Regions from separate parts of the Homo sapiens genome. Here region 1 is linked to region 2. Evidence: read pairs that join two places in POLR2A ChIA-PET (ENCODE). Cell type or tissue: PC-3. All regions are shown on one strand. Each heading gives the region's core, and the rest is flanking DNA. Links, peaks and the distances in the headings are about the cores only. Region 1 has its middle 240 kb from the start of LINC03041. Region 2 overlaps BNC2 (basonuclin zinc finger protein 2).

Region 1 (2,917 bases), core at 291-2,790, 370 kb after region 2:
ATGCACATTTTCATCTAAACTTGCTCAGAATATGGTGTTTCTGGATCTGAATCCAATGCCAAATTTTTTCTCCAAAATTTCCTCCTGTGCCCACAAAGAATGAAGGTTGGTCATTCAACTTTTCCCTGCAAAACCTGAGTTCATAATTTGTGTTCCAGAAGGTGTGGCCAAGAACTATATTCAATATTAAACTCTGTATTTCTCATTTACGAAATCACCAATAAGGAAATTTCGATAAGCCCTCTTATTTTCAATATCCAAACATCATATTTAATTAATCCAATCCTAGTTTTCTGGGTTAAGTGATATTCACTAAGGTAGGCTAAAAGAAAAAATAATAACATTTCAGAAATATAAATTATTGGAAATCCTGAACCTCAGACACCTGGTTCAGATCAAAATAAGTACTAAAAAATCTTCATTGCCCTCCCTTTACCATGAAACAAAAACCCCAGCTTCTTCGCCTGACTTCTACAGAACATTCCCAGCCTCAGTCTATCTTTCCCACCTAAACTTCCTTTTCTCCTGCATGAGCCATTTGCTCTAGACACCAGATTATTTGCTGTCTTCTAAAAGCTCCTTCATTTTATTTCCTCTGCATTTTCTCTCAGGCCTTTTCCCTGCTCCCAAATGCCTCCCTGCTCCCACTGACCTAGTTGGCCAAATCCGACTAGCTGAAACCTCCACTTCTTCCATGAAATCTGTCCTGAACACACCAATCTGAACAGATTTCTCCTTCCTCTGAGCCCCTGTGGCAAAGGAAGCCCATGTGCTTACTCACCTAGTGCTGCCTTCTGCTACTTTGCCCAGTGTCATCTTGAACTTTCATTAAACATCTTTCCTTGTCATATTTTAATGTTGGGCACCCAATTCTGTCTTTATACCCTAGAGTTAGCTACACACACAGTAGCTGCTCATTAAGAACTTGATGCTTAGATTTGACCCACACGCTTGCAAACACCTCTCCTCAAAAGAAATATTTCTTATGTATAAAGCAAGGGAACTGTAGAAATTCACCCCATCAAATATTTTTGGCTGAAAAAAAAAGAGAGAGTATCTTTGCAGAGTCTCAACAGAAACTATGCATGTGAATGTGTGTTTGGGGTACAGAAGTAGAGAGAAGCTTGTTAATTTTAAAGCCACATAGCATGTTTGGCTAAGACTGTTACTCCATTTGTGTATTTCAACCACGTAAAATACACCCTGGGATTCTGGACTGAGAGAAATAGCCATATAAGGAGAAAACAAGGCATTCCCTATAGCTGCTCTTGTAAAACACTCTATGATTTAACCCTCTGCTCGGACAGATCCAAGCTCCTGCACTTTACAACTGCAAACAATCAAATTCCTGGGAGGAGCTCAGCGTGTGACCTGCACCACTGGGCACAAACAATCACAAACAAAACCTGACAGGTCACCTATGGGGCAGCATGACCAAAGCTTCGCAGCCGCCTGCCTTTCTCTCTGCGGTGGGCCGTCCCAGCTGGAGCAGGCACTGAGATGAGCTCCAGCCCAGAGACAACTCTGAGGGCTCATTAATCCCTTTCCTTCAAGAACTCAGGAATCTGAGGTCTGCCTCCACCTTCTAGATGACAGTCCATCAATCTGCAGAATCCCTTCACTGGGGAGGTGTGGGAGGGAGAAGTGGGGGGATCAAGATAAGGAAAGAGGGGCTCCAGGAACAGAGGCAGGACTGGGCAAAGCGTTGGCCAGCCTCCAACACGATGCCTGTGGCTCTCTGGTGGAGTATGCGTCTGGCTAGGGGCCTCTGTGCTATGCAGAGGAGGGACTGTGGAGTGAGGGGGTAACAGGGCACCCAGCTGGCCCTCACCTTCCCTCCCTTCATCTTGATTGCCATTAACAACAACTCTGTGAGGTGCAGTTTTCTAGATGATGAAACTGAGATTCTGAAAGGTTCCAGTGTCCCTCACATGTAATGAGTAGGCGATGATTAGAAATAAGCTTGTATGCTGTGGCAGACACTGCTCATTTTCTTCTGTTATCCGGTCCAATCTCCTTCCTTCTGGCAATAGAATGAACACAACTCCACCTCCACCCCCCACCCCATTACACACACACACAGAAGCAAGGAAGATGGCTGCCTGGCTGGAGATGGTATTTCCCAGACACCCACGTAGCTCAAGGGGGGCCATGTGACTGAGTGATGATTTCCAAGAAGAGGGACATGAGTAGGAGTAATGTGTGCAAATTCTGGGTCACATCTTTTTAAAGTAGCTGCTTGCCTTTCCCATGGGCTGGGACGCAGATGTAAGAATGAGGAAGAGGACAACCTTAGGGGCTACTGGAGTAGCACAGCAGAAGGAGGCTAGACGAGTTTATGGAACAGCGCCACCTACCTTCCTGGGGCTACCGACCTGCAGGGAAATTAGACTGTTCCGTGAGGAGAAATAATCAGCCTCCTCTGAGCCACTGTATTCTTCCATGTCTTTGTGACAGCCATTTAGCCTACATTCTAACTAACGCATGTGACTTTCTGCAGCCTCAGCTGTGTGTAAAGAATCTTGAGGCCACAATAGCTTGCACTAACTTAAAACGCAGAAGGAAAAAAATCGTAGCCAAGTTACATAACAGCAGTACTCACATGCCAAAATCACCCCCTCCCTGAGTCAAGGCTGGAATAGGGGCCTCAGCCACATGAGGGAGTCCTGCACAGGTGACAGCAAAGGTCAGAGAATCCTGCTCTCTCCTCCCCATAGGAGTTTACTACGGAAAATTTGCCTAAGAAGGACCCTGAACCTCATTGAGCTGGAACCAGAAGCACTATTTGGACAACTCTCATTATCATTCCCAAAATGACTTGTTGAAAAGTCTTCCTCACTAATTTTTAAAGTCAGCTTTACTTCCCTGAGACAGATGTGTTAAAACATCTACTATGATTATAATTTCACAGTTCCTC
Region 2 (2,865 bases), core at 1-2,500:
CCTTTCTCTGTACACACCCCAGATATGTGCCAAGCAAATGAGAATGAGGGCCGTTGACAATTAAAGCATAAAGAAGCTAGTCACCAGATTGAGATGGACATGCTGCTAACTGCTGACAGCTTGACCTGAGCAGTCCTAACTTGTATCTGGTCTGTTAGCATTGGGTTAGATTGACTAACAGAGTAAATAAAATTCACCTGTCATAAGACACGCTACATCTGCTATCATCAAGAAACAAATCATCCAGAAGAAACTTTTTTTCATCCTGTGGTCACACCCTTTTCTTAAGAGCTTCTTTTTTAAAATTATGACAAACGAATTTCATTCTTTAAAATCACTTATCTTCTCCCAAACTTGAAGTATTTAAATTAGGTGGTTTTGCTTTTCCCTCTCATTGTTTATTTTTTGGGGATGGATCTAAATGAGTAAGATGAGCAATAAAAGATACCAGAAAGACTGGAGGGATCACAGTGTTTTCATCAGAACTAAGTAGAGGGTCGGTTCCTGCCCTGGTTTTGGGGTAGCTAGAAAAGGAAATCATGAATGCACTGGAAATGTTGGCTCGAGAGAAAAGACTGGCATAGCTCTGCCTCGCAGTGGGTGAGAGCGTATTGATCGTAGGGACCTGCAGAGTTCCTATGACCAGGTGAGTCGGCTCTGAGGAAGGGGTTAGGAAAGCAAGTACAGCTGCATGAAATAGCTGAAGTTCCTTTGGGGTCAGGAAGAGCCGACAATTGTGGGGTTTTGGTTGCTTTTGCTTTGTTTTTGAGTGGGAAGTGTTGCTGGAATCCCCTGAGAACCGAAAGATGCCAGGGGTCAGCAAGGCTATAGAAAAGGCCAGTGGTAACACCTCGTTTTCATCCTAACAGAGGAGTAGGTGCGAATGGCACCAGCATGGATCGTTCCTTTCTTGATCATTACTCATGCTTGCCACTGTAGCAACACAACAAAGCCATGATTGTAATTAATACTAGGCTAAAGACCTTGATCAAAATGGGAGCTCATTTACTGTTCTATGAGGTATGTAAGTAACTTCTCTTCACATTTTCCCTCAGAGATAAACCACACGTGGTAGTCTTGTTTGCGTTAGTACTAAGGTCATGTTTGATCTGTCCCAGACGAGTCGCATATTTCCTGTAGCTGGAGTGTTGCTCACCATAAATGGTCATTTTCAAAAAGTATTGTGTAATTCCAGCTGTACAACTGACCAGTGAGTTATCTGTCATCACTGTTGCCCACATACCCGTCCTTCCTTGTGTAGTTTCATCATCCTCATCCTTCCCACATCTTGCGCAAAATGATTTTCTGTGCTCATTCGGCAATAACTATGTTATTCGGCATACTGTCTTTTTGGCATTTGTTGAAAAATCCAAATGCTTTTAATCCAAAAGATTAATCCAAATCTTTTTTAATCCAAATGATTTTAATCCAAATCCAAATAACAGGAGGTTAAAAAAAAAAAAAAAACTAAGCATTTTTACATGTACACTGAATTGGATCAGCATTATTGTTCATTATAATGCTATATATATTTTTGGAGCAACATACTATAGTTGTCATAAAACTATCTTTATTCTTCTCCTCTAAAGTGCTGTTGTAAATTCATTTGACCTTTACTGCAGGAAAAAAAAAAATCTTTTTTATATAGGATATGAAGACCAAGGCTCAGTCTGTAACAAATAGTGGACCATTACAAAAGAGGAAAGAAAAAAGCCAGGGCTGAGCAGCAAGAAGCTTCAGTTCAATTTCACCTCGTATCTTTCTAATAACATACTTGTCACTTTATTACCTTCCAGTAATGTGAACGCTGCTGACAAGACTGTCACACTAACAGCAGACAACACCCTCTCTGCTTCAGCCCAGCTCTCCTGGCTACTTATTGCCCTGGCCCTGAAGGGACACAAACTAATAGTGTGCTTTCCAGTTCAGCACTTGGCCATCAAATATAAAAGGATGCGTAATTGCCTGTTTATCCCCTTGTGAAGGAGAAATTGACTACAAGGGCTAGGCTTTCCCATCGAGTTCCCTGATGTACACACACATCCACAATCAGTCAGTCTCTCTCTCTCTCTCTCTCTCTCTCTCTCTCTCTCTCTCTCTCTCCCCTCTCTCTCTCCTTCCCTCTTATTCTCCCCTCCTAACATACAAGCACATACACACACCTACTGTATCTGTGGGAAGCCCAAGGCTGCCTCTCGATGCCCTCTCCAGCTATTAAGTGGACAGTAACAAGATGACTTCTTAAATAAAGGGTCAGTAGAGAGATGCTGTCTGTGACGGCATCCTTTGCTTCTTTGAAAACTTAAGTGTTAACAATTCCATCTTGAGAGTAATGGGTGTGGCCCTATAATTAGAGCAAATTTTCCTGCAAGTCAGTGGCATAAGTAAGATTATATTGCCCCCTAATCTGTAGGGAAAAGATTAAAATATTTTTCTTCCCCTTCAAAAAGTGCACATGTTGTAAACTGGTTACGCACAGTGGTCATTTTTTTTTCTTATCCTTGGCATCAAACCATGGACGTAGGTGTACAAATGCATCTTTCAATGACCCCTCCAAATCCATAGTGTAACATGATAGATTAACTTTTGTCAAACTGGACTGACAATCTAAAAAAGATGGCGTCAGGCTTTTGACTTTAATCGTTAAAACAAGGACCACCCTATGAGTAAAAGGTAAATTCTCCACTTTGAAGAACTTTGGTAAGTACAAGTACAGGGAGCTTTAGAAAATCGAGTGATGGGGACCAAAGGTACAAAGGAAGAATACATGAAAATGTTATATTCCAAAATGCCCTGAGCCCAAAGATTGGCTGCTATTTTTGTATATTGAAATACTCAAATGATGGTTGGAAAGTGACTAGTTAG

Evidence for each region. ChIA-PET counts read pairs that join two places held together with the same protein. Peaks named below come from ENCODE experiments on the same cell type or tissue, not always from the same donor. Only the 100,000 strongest peaks of a DNase experiment are listed, where the experiment ranks them.
Region 1: POLR2A ChIA-PET joins it to region 2 with 6 read pairs; 1 of 35 experiments calls an interaction of 5 or more read pairs at or near these places.

The regions. Positions count from the first base shown.
Region 1 is chr9:16,039,012-16,041,928 of GRCh38, reverse strand. It overlaps a transcript of CCDC171 not described here. Among named protein-coding and RNA genes, the nearest start is that of LINC03041, 240 kb to the left of the region's middle. In PC-3, for the core only: no CTCF peak of the experiment used is centred there; a DNase peak (open chromatin) is centred at 1,328; H3K27ac peaks cover 1,749 bases.
Region 2 is chr9:16,411,959-16,414,823 of GRCh38, reverse strand. BNC2 (basonuclin zinc finger protein 2) reads left to right here. Exons shown (of 7, transcript NM_017637.6): 7 at 1-2,865. The region is part of intron 2 of LOC124902125 (a long non-coding RNA gene); the gene reads right to left. Among named protein-coding and RNA genes, the nearest start is that of LINC03041, 140 kb to the right of the region's middle. In PC-3, for the core only: no CTCF peak of the experiment used is centred there; DNase peaks (open chromatin) are centred at 153 and 1,153; H3K4me3 peaks cover 597 bases; H3K27ac peaks cover 2,326 bases.